Regions from separate parts of the Homo sapiens genome. Here region 1 is linked to region 2. Evidence: chromatin contacts called from ENCODE Hi-C or POLR2A ChIA-PET data. All regions are on one chromosome and are shown on one strand. Each heading gives the region's core, a stretch centred on a gene start or an enhancer-like site at or near the end of the contact. The rest is flanking DNA. Distances are from core to core; before and after follow the strand shown. Region 1 holds the start of IL4 (interleukin 4). Region 2 has its middle 26 kb from the start of CSF2.

Evidence for each region. A loop is a pair of places that touch in the nucleus more often than their neighbours do. ChIA-PET counts read pairs that join two places held with the same protein, here RNA polymerase II (POLR2A). Pooled maps may share reads with other maps.
Region 1: a loop to region 2 is called in a map with no recorded cell type, with 5 times the contacts of the local background. The contact joins the promoter of IL4 here to the enhancer-like site in region 2. A Hi-C loop is called at or near these places in 1 of 37 single-sample maps with no recorded cell type and 8 of 50 pooled maps. POLR2A ChIA-PET finds 5 or more read pairs at or near these places in 1 of 52 experiments (OCI-LY7).

Annotation. Positions count from the first base shown.
Region 1 is chr5:132,669,893-132,675,529 of GRCh38, reverse strand. It overlaps IL4 (interleukin 4), which reads right to left and starts at 1,541. Exons shown (of 4, transcript NM_000589.4): 1 at 1,345-1,541; 2 at 1,024-1,071. The coding sequence starts at 1,479.
Region 2 is chr5:132,096,924-132,102,846 of GRCh38, reverse strand. No RefSeq gene overlaps it. Among named protein-coding and RNA genes, the nearest start is that of CSF2, 26 kb to the right of the region's middle. RefSeq lists an enhancer at 4,377-4,671. Within about 2 kb of position 1,951, at least 4 of the 41 ENCODE cell types and tissues checked have a DNase peak (open chromatin) inside an H3K27ac peak, as active enhancers do.

The sequences.
Region 1 (5,637 bases), core at 292-2,791, 570 kb before region 2:
TCATCCTGTATCGGACTCCCGGGATAACTAATGAAATGAGATAGTCCAGCTAAAGGCCCGAAGAGCAGTTTCCCTCATGAAGCAGGATGGGCCCTGTTCTATGGTCTGGGTGCTGGAGTGTGACCCTGCCCAACACACAGGGCTTCACTCCTGGCCATATCATCTCCCTAGTTTGCATGGAAAGCAGGTAGTTAGGAGACCACTGTGAAATTGAGGCTTTGGGGCTTTCATTCTCAGCCGTGTGTTTCCATGAAAACAGGAACTGAAATGCACAAAACTATTGATACGGCTGTAGTCATGTGTTTGTCAGAGAAAATGCACTATCAGCTGTCAAATCTATCTCCTCCCACTACAGATAGAGGGGTGGGGGTGAGGCAGCACAGGAGGCAGAGAGGCGAGGTGCCCAGGCAGCCCGAAGCAGGGATGTGCTGGACGCTGCCCAGCAGGATGGTTCCAGACCGAGCTGGAGGGGAGTTCGGCCGGCCAGAGCAAGCTGAGGAGCTCTGGACGGCCAGCCCCGGAACCCAGAGGGCTGTTAGGTGGCCAGGCTGTGGAAGAGGAGGGGCTCTGGCGATACCTTTTCTGTTGCCATAGGAAGTCTCTTAGACAAAATGAAAGCTCCCTCAACCTGTCATCTCAATATCTGTTTCTGTGAGAGTATTTGGTTTTTCAGAAATGTATGGGCCAGAAAAATTCTCTCATTCAACAGGCATTTATTGAGTGCCTCCTACGTTCCAGGCACTATGCCAAAGCTAAGTAAAACCCAAGAGGGCTTTTCTTTGACCAGGATCTGAGTCAGGACTACAGCATGTAAGCTTTCTATTACATGTCTTCTAAATCAAGTGAAACCAGAAAGACCAAAACATGCTTAAGAGTAAAGATCAGACTTCTCGTTCTTTGAAAACATCTAACACCTTAGAGTTAATTTGGGCCCGCTCGTTTTCCATTAGACAAGTTTCTTGTTCAGACATTTGGGGATGGATCTCCCCATTTGCTAAAACAGACCGTGGGACGGCTTCTTACCTTGGAGGCAGCAAAGATGTCTGTTACGGTCAACTCGGTGCACAGAGTCTTGGTCCAGGCAGAAATGAGAGAGCAAGAGACAGAGTTAACCTCCAACCGGACAGAGAAGTCCTTGATGAGCAGCTCTCACTCCCTCCAACTGAGGAAACTTCCTACAAACCCTCAGAAAAAAGAGTGGCAGGGGAGAAGCCTCGCTGTGTGCCCTGGACTGCCACCAACCACCAGTTCCAACTTCTCTAGCAGCTGTTAACGTTTTCATGCCTAGAAATACTGAGAGCATCACCAGAACATCTGGAGAGATGGTGCCAGATAGGTACTCACCTTCTGCTCTGTGAGGCTGTTCAAAGTTTTGATGATCTCCTGTAAGGTGATATCGCACTTGTGTCCGTGGACAAAGTTGCCGGCACATGCTAGCAGGAAGAACAGAGGGGGAAGCAGTTGGGAGGTGAGACCCATTAATAGGTGTCGATTTGCAGTGACAATGTGAGGCAATTAGTTTATCAGGAGAAGCTAACGATGCAATGCTGACAAAGATATCTCTATATATAGATTTAAAATTGCTGAAACCGAGGGAAAATGAGTTTACATTGGAAATTTTCGTTACACCAGATTGTCAGTCACTTGGGGCCAATCAGCACCTCTCTTCCAGGAGAAAAAATGCCTCACAAACAGGTAAAATGTTCCTGTGAAATCAGACCAATAGGAAAATGAAACCTTTTTAAAAAATTAACTACAAAGTTTCAGCATAGGAAATTACACCATAATTTGCTCTTTAGATTAATCTTATCAGCTTGGGGCTGCTGCTGGCTTTTTGCTTTGCATAGAAGGGAGAGGCCACAGGTGTCCGAATTTGTTGTAATGCAGTCCTCCTGGGGAAAGATAGAGTAATATCAAGAAAGTTTTACTTGAAAAGTATTTTAACCTGGCTTCTTCCAAGTACAGGTGGCATCTTGGAAACTGTCCTGTCATGGAAAAGCTGATCTGGGGCTCCTTCTCTGCATAGAGGCAGAATAACAGGCAGACTCTCCTACCCCAGCACTGGGGGACAATGTTCTCCCAAGTTTAGGTGTTTTGAGAAGGACAGGTCGTATCAGGTGAGGCCTAGTTTGGGTCCCAGCAGGTCCATAAGGTCCTTACCCATAAGGAAGCCCTTGGCAAGGTAGGTCTATTCTGAGGTTTCAGGAATGACTTTTTTTTTTTTTTTTCTGAGACAGGGTCTCACTCTGTCACCCAGGCTGAAATGCAATGTTGTGATCAGGGATCACTGCAGCCTCAACCTCCCAGGCTCAAGTGATCCTCCCACCTCAGCCCCCCTAGCAGTAGGTGCGTGCCACCGCACCATGCCTGGCTCATTTTTATTTTTATTTTTTGATAGAGATAAGAGTCTCACTATGTTGCCTAGGCTCATCTCAAATTCCTGGGCTCAAGTGATCCTCCTACCTCAGTCTCCCAAAGCTCTGAGATTACAGGTGTGAGCCACCATGCCTGGCCAGGAATGCCCACTTTTTGAATGGAACCTAAACACATCCTCAGCTAATTAGGAAAAAGAGCTACAGTCTTACCAACTTACAAATCAGCCCTCCTAGTCAGTGCCCCACCACCCGCCCTGCTTGTTTTTTATTGAATTCATGTGGACACAATAAGGTGCTCATTGCCTCACCCCAGCAGTGAACGTAAGGACCCCACCACTCACTCAGGTGCCTGGGCCCTGTGCAAGGCCACCCCACCTCCCAGTAAGGGCTCATGGGCAGCAGGATTCTTGGGCCCTGCCTGCCCCCTGCTTTTCTCCCAGAACCTTCCCTTCCCTTGGTCTCTGACCTTCTTTTCCCTATGAATTTCTTTTTTTTTTTTTTTTTTTTGAGATGGAATCTTGCTCTGTCACCCAGGCTGGAGTGCAGTGGCGTGATCTTAGTTCACTGCAAGCTCCGCCTCCTGGGTTCATGCCGTTCTCCTGCCTCAGCCTCCCCGAGTAGCTGGGACTACAGGCACCTGCCACCACGCCCGGCTAATTTTTTGTATTTTTAGTAGAGACGGGGTTTCACCGTGTTAGCCAGGATGGTCTCCATCTCCTGACCTCGTGATCCGCCTGCCTCGGCCTCCCAAAGTGCTGGGATTACAGGCGTGAGCCACTGTGCCTGGGCCTCCCTATGAATTTATTCTGGAAGATCATCTAAAAATGTGTGTTGCTAAGGTTTTGCCTCTGTTCCACTTCCCCGCCCCCCCCTCACCACCCCCTGCCCCCATACTCTGTCACCCAGGCTGGAGTGCAGTGGTGATCATAGCTTACTGTAGCCTTGATCTCCTGGGCTCAAGGCATTCTCCAGCCTCAGCTTCCCGAGTAGCTGGGATTACAGGCACATGCCACCACGCCTGGCTAATTTCTGTATTTTTTTTTTTTTTTTAGTAGAGATGGGGTTTCACCATGTTGGCTAGGCTGGTGTCGAACTCCTGGCCTCAAAATGATCCACCCACCTCAGCCTCCCAAAGTGCTGGGATTATAGGCGTGAACCACCATGCCCGGCCAAGGTTTTGCCTCTGTTTTGGATCTTTTCTTCCCTTATTATTATTATTATTAAATTGACAAATAAGTATTGCACATATTTGTGCTGTATGATATAATGTTTTGAAATGTGCATGTTATGGAATTGCTACATCAAGCTACTTATACAATACTTCACATATTTATTTTTGGTAAGAACATTTAAAATCTACTCTGTGATTTATTTATTTATTTTGAGATAGAGTCTTGCTCTGTTGCCCAGACTGGAGTGCAATGGCGCAGTCTCAGCTCACTGCAACCTCTGCCTCCTGAGCTCAAGCAATTCTCCTGCCTCAGCCTCCCGAGTAGCTGGGATTACAGGTGCCTGCCACCACGCCCAGCTAATTTTTGTATTTTTAATAGAGACAGGGTTTTACCATGTTGGCCAGGCTGGTCTCGAACTCCTGACCTCAGGTGATCTACCCACCTCAGCCCCTGCAAAGTGCTGGGATTACAGGTGTGAGCCACTGCGCCTGGCCTGTCTTCATGATTTTTAAGTATACAAGACATTGATATCAACTGTTGTCACCATGTCGTACAATGGCTCTCTTTAACTTAACTCCTCCCAGTTGAAATTTTATATCCTTTGACCAACATCTTCCTGATCACCACCCTCCCAGCCCCTGGTGACCATCATCCTACTCTCTGCCTCCCTGAGTTTGGCTTTTTTATATTTCACATATGCGTGAGATCATGTGGTATTTGTCTGTCTGTGCCTGGATTTTTTCACTTAGCATAATGTCCTCCAGGTTCATCCATGTTGTGGTGAATGACAGCGTTTCCTTCTTTTTTAAGGCTGTATAGTATTCCACTGTCTATATATAGTTTTGGATCTTATCGCAGTGCCTCAAGTTCTGTGAAGGAGAGAATCTGGATAATTGTATCAGGAGGTCCTTAGACCATATTTAGGATCCTTCCATTGGGACTGGGCAGCAAGGTTACCAAACTAAATGCAGTGGCTTCAGATGCCAAACCACCTGAGATGAGCCACACCTCACAGGTGAGGGGTATGGTCCCCCACAACACTGCCCTTGCTTCAGACGCCAGCTGCACATTCAGGGGTTCCCAGCCCACCCTCACTGCTGACTGGCTGCAAATCTGGGAGTTTCCACTACCCCTCAGGTTCCAGAATGCACTAGGATGACTGACAGAACTCAGGAGAGTGCTATACGTAAGGCCACAGTTTTATCATAACAAAAGCATTCAAATCAGAACCAGCCAAAAGAGGAGACACAGGGGCGAGATGGAGGAGGGGCCCAAACACAAAGCTCTCATTGTCTTCCCCGTGTGGCGTCAGAGGCATCACCTTCTCAGCACTTTGACGTGTGACAAAATGCTGACTATTTCTAAGCAGGGAGGCTCACTTGAGCTTTGGGGTCCAGAGTTTTTATTTGAGTCTTATCATATAGGTGTGGTTGATGGACTCATTGGCCACTGGGTTGAACTCATCTTCCTGGTCTCCTTCCGGGAGGCCAGGCTGATATCACAGAACCTCAGTGGCGTGGCCAGCCCCTCCATGGTCGTATTGTCAGCAAAAACTACCTAGGGCCCACCATGAGTCACTTCACTCGCATAAACTCTCAGAGACCACCATGAATAATAAGATACTCCTATCACTTGGGAAATCCCTAGGAATTTGGGGCTACCTCCTGGGAACTGGTGACAAGGACTAGCCACGTTGTTTACTCCAAGGGTTTGTAGCTGGTAGGACCTCCCAAGAGCCAGGACAAAGGCCAGACTTCTTGGATAAAGGTTGATTCTTCACTGCACAAACTGGAGGAGAGTTATGAGAAGAGCAGGTGGTTGCTTCCAAAGCAGGTGGGGACTTTGGATCCGATGAACTATTATGTGGAATGAAGTACAGCAGCGGTTCCAGTTAACACAGGAGGGAGCTCATCAAGCTGCGGACTTGCTGGGTGGAGAGCTTCTGCCAAATAGGTTCTCAAGGAGAGTCGGGGATGCAGAAGGGGAGCTGGTGGGGAGGGCGGGGTTCTGGGGCGTCTGTGGGGGCAGTGGAACAGCCATTTATGTGTCCATCTGGTGTTTTTCTAAGCACCCACTAAAGGGCAGACCCT
Region 2 (5,923 bases), core at 702-3,201:
GGGATGCCCAGCATTCAGGGAAAAGAGCTCACTCTGCATATCTCATCTAGACAGCAGCCAGCCTCATGAACCCCTACCACAAACCTGGGACCTCTGGAAAGCCAAGTATAAGTCTCTGCCAGTTCTTAGTCCACCCTTGTTCTGCTTTGTGGTGAGGTATAGCTTGGGAGATGAGGCGAGGCCTATAGGTCTTGGTTGGTACACAAGAAGAAACACTTCTGCCTAGAGAGGCTGTCGACAGACATTTCCAGGGACACACAGCAGACAGCCTTCATGGCCTTCATGACCAGTCGGTCCCTTGTGGAAGACAAGTAGGACAGGACAGATGATTAGCCCAGAGCCAAAACTGAGCTCAAACCGCAGAAGAGGAGAGCATTCTCACAAAAGCTCCAGTGTTTGCAGCACAATGACGGAGGTAGATGGTGTGAGCTAAGCCCTGTTTTGAGAGTTCCATAGAAGGTGTCTTTGACCTATTTTCAAGGGCTGTGGTGGTAGGAGGAATTTTTGGCCACATCATAAAGAGTTTTGTGGCCACCTCTGATATACCTAGCTCAGGAAGTTGTAATTTTCCATGATTAGGTTATTAGTCACCAAAGTGATTGCTGCCCCCAGACCCTGGCCCCTGTGCTGCAGGAGGCTGACAGAGATGCCCCTCCAGCACTGCAGCCCTGCCTCCCCAGCTGCAGGCCAGAAGCCAAGGAGGCCCTGAGTACTGATGTTGGGCCCTCTGGGTGCTTCCCTTGTTTGTGGAACCCCACAGCCCCATTCCAACTTCTTGAGCACTTTGCCTACCCCAGGAGATTTAACTGGGGCAAGAAATCCTGTAAGATCTCAACAAACGGACGTGGGTAGAATAGCTCCCAGAAAATCTACTCAAGGGAAGACCCATGTACTCCAAGGTATCAATAATGGTGAGGGACTCAGTCTGTAACTTTCTAGGACAGTTTCATTTCATTTTAAAAATTTAAGATGAAAGAGTTTATTAATGGAAGTAGTTCATGAAGCACCTTCAGGAAACCACACAGGACTCAGAGCTCCTTGCCTTTAGAAAGACAGGACTGTGTCAGCCTGTGTGGCATTCACACCTGGATTCCCAGGGTGGGCTTCCCTTAGAAAGGGAGAATTAGTTGCAGCCCATCTCTCTGTGGGAATCTCACCTGGTGAGCCCCTTCTCCCAAACTCCTAGAGTGTCTCACCCCAGCTCCTGGGCTCGACTGGTGCCTCTGAGGAGCGTACCTGCTGTTGGAATTGGCGGAGCGCTGCCAGGCTGAGGAGCGAGGAGAGCCTGCCCCTGGGCCCTGCCACCAAAGCCATGGGGGCAGTCGCATGCTTTGCTTGTCAGTTGGTGGCATTTAGGTGGCATTAGGAATGTTTGTTGTTTCTAATTATTTGTTTGTTTGTTTGTTTATTTGAAAGTAATCCCTCTTTTTCCAAAGGCCTGCATGCTGCCTTGATTCTGGAGGAGCCAGGGATTGGCCCAATGACCCAAATGTTTGGAAGTCTTTAAGGGCCCTTTTCATGCCCGTGAAGTCACAGAAGTAGGTAATCACCCACCTACCCTCCCCAGGTACCCGATATTGATGTGGGTCAGAGGGGGCTGAGAAATAACTCAGCCTCAAAGCCTTAGACCGTCTTCTCAGGGTGTAACCGTCATCTCAGGATAGACAATTCAGGAAGAGGATGCCTTGCCACACATGAGGAGGTGGGAGTGGCAAATGAGCAGGCGTTGCATTCAGGGCAGGTTTAGAGGAAGGTTTGGCAGGTGAATGATGGTTTGCGTACAAACTACAGACAAGAAATTGAGAGGACAACTGGGTATAGGTGAGGTGACTACTCTGCCCTCAGAAAAGTGGAAGTCTGAGTTCATGGGGGAATGCCTCTTAAATAACACAGATGGGCAAACTCCAGACATTAGTGAAACCTTCTTCGTTAGACATTCTTTTCAGGGGTTTCTCATACTTCCCCAATCACCTTAATCATCAGTGCTGACCACAACTGATACCTTTCTGGGTGACTCAAGGCCAGTGCTCAGGCGGGCCACCGTGTGTTGAATCCAGCTGAAGATGCAGGTGCAGCTGGAGGAAGGACTAGCCCTGAATGGGCACCAACCCCAAAAGAATCCACTGACTGTCACTTAGGCAAAAGTTCCGCAGTCACATTGCTTTTGGATCCTCCGCCTCACTCTTCCTGAGAGGTATTTGGTGCAAATAGCCGGACCTCTGGAGTGGGAGACACCTGACTCCAGTTCCTGCCACTTCCTCCTTCCTGCTAGTTGCCAGACCTTGGACAGTTTGGTAACTTTGAATTTGCCCCTGTCAAATTCATTCATTTACTCATGCACTCACTCACTCATTCACTCAACATAAATTCCTGAGTAGCTTCCATGTGCCAGGTACTAGTTTAGGTACTTGGGAGTGATCAGTAGAGGAAATAGGTAAGTGTTCCGCCTTCAGAAATGTGTATCATGGCATGGGAGGTACAAAATAAGCAACAAAGCTGTTAACAAGTTAGAAAGTGGTAAGTGCTATGGGAAAAAACAGAGCAAGATAAGCAGTGCTTGGAGTGGTGGTAGAAGGGGCTGCAATCTTAAACAGTATGGACATGGCAGATCTCTGAGAAAATAACATCTGAGCAAAGACTTGAAGGTGTTGAAGGCGTTAGCCCCTTTTAGGCACAGGGAAGAGCCAGCGCAAAGGCTCTGAGGCTGGTGTGTTCAAGGAGCAACATGGAGGCAAGTGTGGCTGGAGCAGAATGAGTGAGCAGAGAGGGTCACAGGGGAAAAGAAAGTGATGGAAAGATAAAGGGGAAGATGATGCGGACCTTGCAGGCCACTGTGGGAACTATGGCTTTTCTGTGGTAAAACACAGAACTCCAAGAGGGTTTTGAACAGAGGGCTATGATCTGACTAGAGCATAACAGGATCACTCTGGCTGCTGAGTTGAGAATAGATTATAGAGCAGGGAACAGGTAGAAGCAGGGAAATTAGCTAGGCTTCCACTGAAGTATATTCTAGAAGATAATAGTGGCTGGAATCATCATGGATTCAGTGGAAGTGGGGAGAAATGAGAAATGTTGGATTCTGGACCTGTTTTGGAAGAAGAATCATCAGCATTTGCTGATGGCTTAGATGTTGAGTATGAGAGAGAGATCAGAGTTAAGGATGACTCCAAGGGTTTTTCTCTGAGCAGCTGGAAAGAAGGATTTGACCTCAACTGAGACAAGAAGACTATATGTGGGGCAGGCATGAAGGGGAAGATTAGGAGTTCACTTTAGCACACATAAAATGGGATAATTATACTTCACAGGCTGTAGTGAGGGTTAAATATGATAATATATGAAAGGTCTTAGTACTAGCAAGCTCTTAGTAAATGTCACTTTCCCTTTTTCTTTCTCAAAGAGGTGGTGAAGCATGAACAGCTGGGGTCCCCAAACCAATTTGACTAATTGCCTTTCTGTAGAAGTAATGTGCCAATCAGATGCCAAGACAGCCTCCTCCCTGTGGTTTTCTCACTCTTCAGGAAACTTTCACTGTTGCTAACAGGGTCTTTAGATTTGTCAAAGGTTTCTCGGTGATGTTGACACACTGATGTGATGATGAGTTTCTGCATCGGGGCACTGTGGCGCCCAGACAGCCTCCATCTATGTGCTCACCGTTTCCATATCAGTCACTCTGCTGGTGTCACATGAGCAAGAGGCATGATCTCTTCAGCAGAACAGTTTGGTTCTACAGACACACACCGACATCCATATCACTCCTTGTCCCCCCACCCCCAGGTTGTTATGGGACTGTTGAAAAATTACTTACCTGTGAGGTAGGTACTATTATTCCCATTTTATAGATGAAGAACAAAGGTTCAGAGAGGCTTGTTATATGAATTAAGTGAATGAGTATATGCAAAAATGCTTAGTACCACTGTGCCTAGAACTTAGTAAATGCTTGAGAAAGGTTAACCATTGTTAATAAATGTTAATCATTGTCAGTAGTTCAAGAAAGGAAGGATTTTCTCCAAAACTACACTTTTGTTATAAAAGACAGTAGGCTGACTTAACATTAGGTCACAACTTTATCTTAGCTATTTGAATCATTTGATTCTGAATAATATTGTTGGCATGTGGCACATTACAATTTTTAAATGAACAAAACAAAAAAGGTTATAGTCTGTATAGTAGAAGCATTTTCATACAGGGAATAATTGGATATACTTGACTTTATGGATGAGAAAATCCAGGTACCTGGAAGGATGCTACCCAAGGGCCATCTTTGGATATGGGATGCTCTTTACTTGTTTGAATTTTTAACAGTAAACTTAAATCATTCTTAGGACAATAGGCTAGTTTGTAAAGATGTCTCTGAAATGTCCGGTAAGATTTGTGTGGTACCTGTGTGATTAACTGTTTTCAGTGGTTACATTGCTTTATCTGAGGGGCCACCTGACTGTGCTGACACCATGATGGACAGCCCAAGTCAGGGTGCATGAGATAGTGAGGCCTAGCAAAACAGATTCCTTAGAAGTGCCCAAACTTCCCTCTTCAGCTGAGGTTGGTGACTGCTCAGACCCAGAGCCGTGCACATGCTTAGTCATTTGATCACTGTCTGAGAAAGCCTTCTCTCTGGGTAGAAACGTAAGAACAACTTGAGGTTTGTAGTATCCCTCTCAAGCTTGTCCAATCCACGGCCTGTGGGCCACATGCGGCCCAGGACAGCTTTGAATGTGGCCCAACACAAATTCATAAACTTTCTTAAAATATTATGAGACTTTTTTCTTTTAAGCTCATCAGCTATCATTAGTGTATTTTATGTGTGGCCCAAGACAATTCTTCTTCCATTGGGGCCTGGGGAAGCCAAAAGATTGGACACCCCTGCTCTATACACTGGTTGGTGGTGAGTGAGGGCTCAGGTAAACATGAGACATCTTTGACAGCTTCAGGATAACAAAATCTCTAGGTCCAGAAGTTCTACTTGCAGGCCTCCTGTAGAACTGGCATATATGAGAACAGGAATCTCATCTTTATTCTGTTTAAATCCTGGAGATTTGATTCATGGCACCTGCCAGTGTGGACATTTGCATGTGAATCTCAGATACACTGGCTTCATTAGCCTGTAAAACAGTTCAAGAGACAGGCCAAGTTCCCAAATGGTCTCTCAAGAAAGCTATAAAATTGTGCAGAAGCAAAACATTTGAGTACCTGCCTTTCAGCCATGATGTTTTCTATATTGGAAGCCTAGTATCATCCTGATTCAACATTTTCCTGGGCTCATTCTTAGAGTCCAGGGCAGCCCAGTTTGAAAATGGCATAATTCTCATACTCTCTGACCATTGGGGTCCCACTACCGGGTACCAAACTGTGAGGGGGTATATTACTGGATGTGTCACAGACATCCACCCTGCCCCACACCACTGAGATTTGCTGATTGGAGTGACTTTAATGGATAATTTCTGCCCCAACACTGAATGCTCACACAAGGCCCTTGACTCTTCCCTGGTATTCCCATTTATGCTTCAATTGTCCTTGCTTCCATTTCTGCCCCCTTCACCTTGGCATCCCCAGCCCTCTGCTTTGATATCTTTGTGGCTTGGATGCTGAGTGGAGAGGAGAGCTCTCTTTGGTGGTGAGCAGGAGATGACTAGTGGACCTCTGATGACAATTGACTCTCTCTCCTCCTGGCAGCCGCCTTCCCTCGGCTCTACCACTACCACTGTTCAAACATTGCTCTCTGCTCTCCCCATGGCCAGGAGCTCAAAAGCTGCTACAGACCAGGAGGATTCCAGCTTGGACACCTTATGACCAATGAGCTACAACTTCAGTGGGCATCATCTGGGCATCAGCTTGGATTATGACCAGGTCAAGGTGCTGAGTGCCAGGCAGTCAACAAGCAACTGCTGTGGCGTCCACCTGTCAAAGTTCTGTCAGTTCAAGATGC